2 separate regions of the Homo sapiens genome follow, and region 2 is linked to region 1. A link is a contact called in ENCODE Hi-C or POLR2A ChIA-PET data. All regions are on one chromosome and are shown on one strand. Each heading gives the region's core, a stretch centred on a gene start or an enhancer-like site at or near the end of the contact. The rest is flanking DNA. Distances are from core to core; before and after follow the strand shown.

The links. Hi-C counts contacts between places; a loop is a spot of excess contacts on that map. ChIA-PET counts read pairs that join two places held with the same protein, here RNA polymerase II (POLR2A). Pooled maps may share reads with other maps.
Region 2: a pooled map shows a loop between it and region 1 (4-fold over the local background). The contact joins the promoter of ELMOD1 here to the promoter of RAB39A in region 1. A Hi-C loop is called at or near these places in 5 of 50 pooled maps. POLR2A ChIA-PET finds 5 or more read pairs at or near these places in 3 of 52 experiments (A673, activated CD4-positive, alpha-beta T cell and activated T-cell).

The regions. Positions count from the first base shown.
Region 1 is chr11:107,926,797-107,930,665 of GRCh38, reverse strand. It overlaps RAB39A (RAB39A, member RAS oncogene family), which reads right to left and starts at 2,218. Exons shown (of 2, transcript NM_017516.3): 1 at 1,871-2,218. The coding sequence starts at 2,097. RefSeq lists silencers at 1,743-1,962, 1,993-2,482.
Region 2 is chr11:107,589,076-107,592,944 of GRCh38, reverse strand. ELMOD1 (ELMO domain containing 1) reads right to left here and starts at 1,798. Exons shown (of 12, transcript NM_018712.4): 1 at 1,536-1,798. RefSeq lists an enhancer at 1,296-1,355 and silencers at 1,606-1,745, 1,806-1,915.

The DNA of each region.
Region 1 (3,869 bases), core at 969-3,468:
CAGGCTGGTCTTGAACTCTTGACCTTGTGATCCACCCGCCTCAGTATCCCAAAGTGCTGGAATTACAGGCGTGAGCCACCCTGCCCAGCCAAGTTGAGCTACTTTTAAGGAACTAATTAAACACAATAAGATTTTATTACCCATGTGTCTTGTAGTTGCAACTCAAAGTAGCTGTTAGAAGTTTAAGACATAAAGGTTTTTATTGTATTCACTTCAGAGGGGGGGTCAAGAGCTAACAGCAAATGCTTTTTTTCTGAGCCTGATATATCGCAAAGTTTACCTCTGATTGAGATCACATGTGAAGGAATTGGCAATCAACTTAGAATGGTAAAACTGGAAGGAATGTTAGAGATCACGACGACTTTCATTTTACAGATGAGGAATCAAACATTTGAAAAATTATTTTAATAAAAGGAGGCTTCTTGAAAAGGAAAAACATTTTTCATGGAATTCTACGTGTTGTACAAATCCAATCAATAATCTTTTAACACCTCTCTGAAGCGCTGGCCTTACCATCTTTCCACTTCACACACACGAAAACTAAGGTATAAGCAAGCTAAGCAGTTCACTCATTATCTCTATGAATCAGCATCATTGCTAGGAACGGAAGCCAAAACTTTGAATGTTGGACCATTCTCACAGATGTAGGCTGATCTCATTCGCAGTGATGCTGGCTGGGGGCGAGGGGAAGCCATGTTTGGGAAGTCCCCTCATGGAACACTGCATTTCACAAGCAGAGTACTTGCTGACTAACGCAAAATGCTTCCTTAAATGAGTTCCAATGGATAATGCAGTCTTTAAGAAACAGAACAGTACAATACATCAGTTTCACCATCTTCCTCTAAAACGAAGTGCCTTTGAATCCTAGACATTTAAAATTTGCTTTAAACCTGCTTCCATCTCAAATATTCAGGAAATGCATATAATTTCATTTACTTTTTATTTACACAAGTCGCCTTTGTGAAACCCTTCATGTCCCCAGCGGATATTTAGGAGGAGACTATTCATTTGGATCCCTCCTTCTGTCTTTAGAAATATTATCACCCTGGAACGTTAAGTACTGATCATAAGCAAAATTAAAGTTCCTGGCGAATCTCAATATATGTCTTTTTCCCACCAAACATGACAAACTTCTAAAGACAACTCAACCCTTCACATACACACACACACACACACACACCCTCAGCTGTGCCAGTGTCCCTGATGTTGCATCTAGTTAACCTACAAGACCCATTCCCACGGGTCATGACCCAGTATTTCTGATGACCACATTCAGTGCTGTGAGGTGCCCAAACCATTACCGCATCCACCTCTCTGTGAACCATGCCCAGTGAGCTCATGCAGGAACCTGGGTTGGAGCGCTCCTTGCTGTGAAGCTAAAGGATCCATCACGAATCTGGGAACCCTCCCTCGCGGTTCTCCCCGGCCACACAGCGTGGGAGCCGCTGGGTTAGGGTAGGAAAAGGGGCGCCTGCTTGGAGGAGGGTGGTCGGGTCATGCTGTGCGCAGCCAGGGAAGCCGAGTTTGGGAAGAAGGCAGCCGGGGAGCCGGAGGGGATAAAAATACCCACAGGGGCTGAAAGAGTTGGGGAAGAGGGGGCGGCGAGGACGACCCCGGTTCAGGCGGGAAAGGAAAGATGGAAAGGGGGCGCAGGAAATGGGCGCCAAAGAAAGAAGTGAGAAATTGCGGAGGAGGAAGTCGTCCCTGGAAGAGGAGGGGCAAAGGGGAAGCGAGAATGGAGTGTTTGCACTTTCGAGAGGGAAGGGCCAGAGCCTCTCCCGACCAGGGCCGGCGGGGCGGACGCCTGGGGAAGGGGCGTCCGGGCGGGCTGAGGGGGCGGCGCGGTGCCCAAGGTCCCCGGGGTCCCTACCTGAACCGCTCCTGTCCCGCCGTGTCCCAGAGCTGTAGCTTGATCCTCTTGCCCGGCTCGATCTCCAGCAGGCGGGAGAAGAAGTCCACGCCGACGGTGGGGTCGCAGGCGGGGGAGCGCAGCCCGGGGAAGCGGCCCTGGGTGAAGCGGTGCAGGAGGCAGGACTTGCCCACGGTGGAGTCCCCGATCACGATGAGGCGGAACTGGTAGATCCAGATGGTCTCCATCGCTCACGTGCCCCGCTGGCTCCCGGGCCGCCCCACCCGCGGGCTAAGTTCGGCGGCGGGAACTGTCCTTTCAGCACCTCGCGGGCGCCCGCCCGCCGCCTTCCAGCATATTCCTGCGGCTGCGGCCGCCGCCTGGTGCCCGCCCTCTCGGGAGAGAGAGGCGGGGCCAGGCCCGGCTAGGGGCGGGGCCTCTGGACGGGGGCGGGGCGGGGGCGGTGGCGCGTGGGAGGGGGAAGCAGGTTTGCTGCCGCGAACTCCCGCCCCTGACCGGCTGCAAATCACTCTCCCTCAACGCTCACTGGGCGCCGGCAGGAAAGTGGGCGTGGCGGGAAGACGTGACAGCAGCAACAACCAAGGAAAATGAAGCAAGGTCTCAACTCCGGGAGGGTCAGCCAATGAAAAGTGAGAGTCGTTTTCTTACAGGCGTCAGGGCGGGTTGGTCAGATTAGGGCTCTGATTTTGGAAGTCCCTGAGGCCATAACTTGGGTCATTGCTTTGATTCCTCTTTTTTTTTTGTCCCCCAGGCTGGATTGATGTGGTGAGATCTCGGCTCATTGCAGCCTCAAGCGATCTGCCCACCTCAGCCTCCCAAGCAGCGGGGACCACGGGTGTGAGCCATCACACCTGGCTAATTTTCTTCTGGGTTAAAAAAAAATTTTTTTTTTAGAGATGTGGTCTCGCTATGTTGCTTAGGCTGGTCTCAAACTCCTAGGTTCAAGCGATCCATCCACCTCAGCCTCCTGAGTAGCTGGGACTACAGGCGGGGGCCACCACATCCCGCTAATTTTCTAACTTTTTGTAGAGATGGGGTCTTGCTGTGTTGCCCAGGCTGGTCTCGAACTCCTGACCTCAAGTGATCCTCCAGGCTCAGCCTCCCAGTGCTGGGATTACAGGTGTGAGCCACCACACCCTGCTTTCTTGTCTTGATGAGAGCCACCTCCAAGGCATTTTAAGGTGAAGGAGTTTTGGGCAGGATTGAAATAAATTTGCACAGCCAGTTCTGGGTGCTTCTAGCAAGGGCTCTGGCTGTTGCTGCGTGCTGCCACTGTCTGTTCTTCACTGCTATGAGTACCACAGAAGAGTGAGAAACGCCAAGTATCATCCCCATACCCTCTGGGGCCCTCCAACCCTGGGGACAGTGGCAAAAAAAAAAAAAAAAAAAAAAGCCGGGGAAATGTTGAGAAGCTCATGAAATTTTCAGCTCTCCTTGGTCTCCATTGTTTAAGTCAGAAAAAAGCGAACAGGTGGTCTCTTAGCTCATGTCTGATTAATGATGTAAGTAAACAAAGCAGAACTTAAATTCTGGTGAGATCTTACTACTTTCTTGTGCCTTTCCTCAAATTGAGTAATAGTGACGTCAAGGTTTATCTTTAAAAAGTGAAACAGTTTAAAAGTGTGTGTTAGGCCGGGCGCGGTGGCTCACGCCTGTAATCCCAGCACTTTGGGAGGCTGAGGCGGGTGGATCACCTGAGTCAGGAGTTCGAGACCAGCCTCAACATGGAGAAACCCCGTCTCTACTAAAAATACAAAATTAGCCGGGCGTAGTGGTGCATGCCTGTAATCTCAGCCACTCGGGAGGCTGAGGCAGGAGAATTGCTTGAACCCGGGAGGCAGAGGTTGTGATGAGCTGAGATCGTGCCATTGCACTCCAGCCTGGGCAACAAGAGCGAAACTCCATCTCAAAGAAAATAAATAAATAAATAAAAGTGTGTGTTTAGGCCGGTCGCAGTGGCTCACGCCTGTAATCCCAGCACTTTGGGAGGACGAGGCGG
Region 2 (3,869 bases), core at 549-3,048, 340 kb after region 1:
CGAAGATTACGTATCTATCTCACCAAAGCTGGGAGAAAAGCAGGCTTTTTCTGCAAAAGAGAACCATTTCGAGTACTGATTGCTGTGTGTGCTGGTTTACTGGTAAATGGTGGTGATGCAATGGAAGTTATAACCCAAAGTGTAGGAAGACGCCCTACAACCTGTTCCAGTCCTCAACGTTCCCTACGTTAATGGGTTCTTCTTTCAGTGTTCTTGACAGTGATGTCTTACAGAGAAGACATTTATTTCTTCTTCCTATGAAAAAGATTAAGATGAGAGAAATACCTCCCAATGTAGATACAAGAGTGTGCCTTTGGCAAAATACCAACTAAACTGACCCCCGAGAAAACTTCTGGGGGAGGGAATGACTAAGTCTGCTGTAACTACGTGTTGTCATAATAGGTTAATGAATTAAGACATTTATCCCAATACAAGCATACTACCTGCTTTCCACCATATTGGCAGCACCAGTTAAGGACGGTTGTCAAGCCACCGGCACAAAACGTATACATTGCAGAGATGCAGAACAATGCCTGGATGCCTGCCCAAAATTGGTCTCTCCAAATGACAGACTCAATTGATAGTACCAATCTACGGCCCACTGGGGGTTAGCAGCGTATTTTCCTAGGTGGTGGGGGAAAGGGATGAAATGTGGAAAGCTCAGGGCACTGTGCAGAGCAGAAAGGCTGACAACATATTCATTAAACTTGATCTGAAGCAAGTGAGCCCGTGAGGTCGTTCCTGAAATATTCATAAGATGTGTTACCGAACTCGCCGCTTAGAGGTTGAGCATAAACACTGAGTCAGAACAGCCCGTACCCACACTTGGAAAACAAAAAAAAGCACCCACAACAGCTCACCCCACCACCACACTCCACTGCTCTGCTTTTAACAGCCCCGTCAGCTGTCAGCTGTCACTCCCCACTCGGCTGTCCAATTCTACCTGCCCGGGAAAGAGATGCTCCAATATTGAAGTGCGGAGTTTCCCAGCAGTTGGAGGAGGCGCAGCTCAACAGCCCAGCCGACCGCTCCTCCCAGCTCGCTGCGCGGAGGACCCCACAGTCCGGCGGCCCCGCAGCCCGGCTGCCTAGCTCCTCCCTGGAGACCGAAGCCCACAAGGCAAGGGGTTCCCAGGGACCCAGACCAGCCCCTCGCCCCAGCCAGGCCGCCCTTGTCCCGCCTTCCATTTTGGCTCTGTCTGGGATCCCTTCCCCGAGCCCTCGGCGTTAGGTCGCTAGGCGACCTACGCCCGGGCCGAGATGCAAACAGCCTCTCGCGCCGACCTGCAGCCTCTCGGGTGTTAATTGGGAGGACAGGATAGAAGGGGAAATCACTGTCCTGGGTGACCCCGGAGCCCCTGCACCAAGGCAGAGTGCACTTTCATTCCCGTTCCCTCTCTGCCCCCGATGCTTAGCATTTCTGCTGCCTCCCAGGCACAGCGCAGCTTGCGTGATGCCTCGCGTCCTCGCCGCACCTCTCTCCTCCCCAAGGGCATTCGCCCCTACTCCCTAGGCTCCTCTGGGGTCGCCAATCACCTGGACTCTGGCGGCGGTAGGCTCAGCAGCTCCCGGCGCGCGGCGGCGTGGTCTTCATCTCCGCCTTCCCCAGGCGCTCCGGCTACGCGCTCCGCGGCGGCGAGCGACGCGCTCGGTCCCGGGCGCCGAGGCTGGACAGGGGCGGCCGCGGCTGCCGCACTGGCTGCGGGCGCGGAAGGGGCGGGGGCGGGGCAGGAATCTGGGTCGCGTGGAGCGGAGCAAGCCGGGATGCACCCGGGGCGGCTGGCGGCGAGGAGGCGACCGAGAGCAGCGGGGGAGGGCGTGCAGAGGCTTCCCTGGGAGCACGAAGCGGGCGGCTACTGAGCATGCCCAGTCCGGGAGCCGGGGGCGCGGGCGCGGTGCTGGGGGAGAGAGCGCGGCACCCAGTGCCGGAATCTGGGGGGAAAGGGTTAAATCTGCGGACCCCGCTGCTGTGGGAGGTGGCTGGTGTGGCCCAGTTTAATTGCTCCCGGGTGGCCTCCCTGGAGGAGCCCACGACAGGAAGATGGTGAACCTGAGATGACCTGTCAATGGGATTCCCAGACAGTCCGGGCAAGGTGTGTTCCCCGCCCTCTCCCTGGATAATTGTCCAGAAGTCAAACTTTGTTTTAGTTCAGCTCCAACCTCCCTCGTCTCACCGAGCACCCAGTGACTCTTCCAATCCTGATCCCCACCCTTCACCTGCCTTCCCGGGACTGCAGAACCCTATCCCTCACCCCAACCGGCAGCCCCCGCCTTTCCCACTCCTGGCCCAGTCGGGTCAGATTCTCAAAGAGCCAGCTCTTTAATTAGGTGTAATTGAGAGATCGTGTCAATCCTGCGAGGTCCATATCTGCATTTCAACAAGGGCTTTAGAAGCAATACCGTAACCCCGGGGTTAATTATAACAGGATGAATTATAGACACCCTCGTCCGGGGCTGTTTGGGGGAACATTGCTTCGTGGGGCCCCAGAAGCCACTTCATACAGACAGAGAGAGAGAGAGAGAGAGAGAGAGAGAGAGAGAGAGAGAGAGAGAGAGAGAGAGAGAGAGAGAGAGAGAGAGAGAGAGAGAGAGAGAGAGAGAGAGAGAGAGAGAAACCTGTGCCTTCCGGATTGCATTTCATGTTTGATGAAGAACGTTTTCTCCATAGCTAATCAAAAAAGTCTCTTTAATGAGGCCGCATGGGGTTGGGGAAAGACCAAATGAGCTTCGAGGTCGGCGCTTATTTTAGTTTCATTCATCACTCCAAGCCGGTTACCTGACCGTCTTGTGCCTCTGTTTCCTCACCTGTAAAACAAAGGGTGGTTAATACCTACCTCTGCGGGCTGTTGTGAGGATTACTTGGGCAGCTGGCGGCGCGGAGCAGCCTGGATACCAAAGCATCTGCCTGTCCCGCAGTGGATGTTCCCTGAATAAAAGTCTCTGCAGGTTCCACCTCCACTATTCTGTGTTTATGAAAAGTTGGGTTAGTGATAATCCTTAAATGCTGAACATTTATCTTATTTCCTCTTCACATTAAATGACCTTAAAGCCTTGACCTTTCTGATTTTTTTAATCATTGTTAAAAGCATTAGCCACTATTTACTTTTCTTTCTTTTCAGGGAGATATGAAGGATACCTCCCTGAATAAACGTCTTGGAAAAAGATAGACCTTTGGAGGGAAAAGCTTCTCGGGAGAGATTCATTAGGGATAGATTAATCCACCTGACAAAAGAATTTTACTCCATAGTCTTTTAAACGTAATTTGCTTGCATCTCCCTGTGGTCCTTGTTTCACAACTATTGCATGAAGTAATGTATGCCTGTATGGAAGGAAATTTACTTCCCATGCATACTGTTGACTATTTAAGTATCAGAATTCAAAAGATAAACTTTTTATTATCCCCCAAACATACTATTTTTTTAATAACACATTGCTTTATTCATGGTGTTCCACCCTTTCTGAAATACCATTCTCAAAAAAAAAAAAAAAAAAAAAGAAATACCATTCTCTCTCATTCTATTTCATGAAGTGCTACTCACTCTTCAAGCTCAAATGTCACCTTCTCTCTGAAGCCTACCCTGAACCTCAAGACAGAGTGAATGCTGTGCTCTCATAGCACCAGTGCATACTGCTATCACAGTACTCATCACAGCCTATCACTGTGGTTCAAGCAATGTAAAACTACTTACTGAGCAACTGTTATTTGCAGGCGCCATTCTACATGTTAGGAAAATAAGAACAAACAAGACAAAGTTCCTGCCCTCATGGAACTTACAGTCTAGTTGAAAAAGACAGAAAATAAACACCTAAACTGTAAATAATCACTAAGGACAGAAGTCTAGTAATTCTGTTAATTTTTGTCTTTGTGTT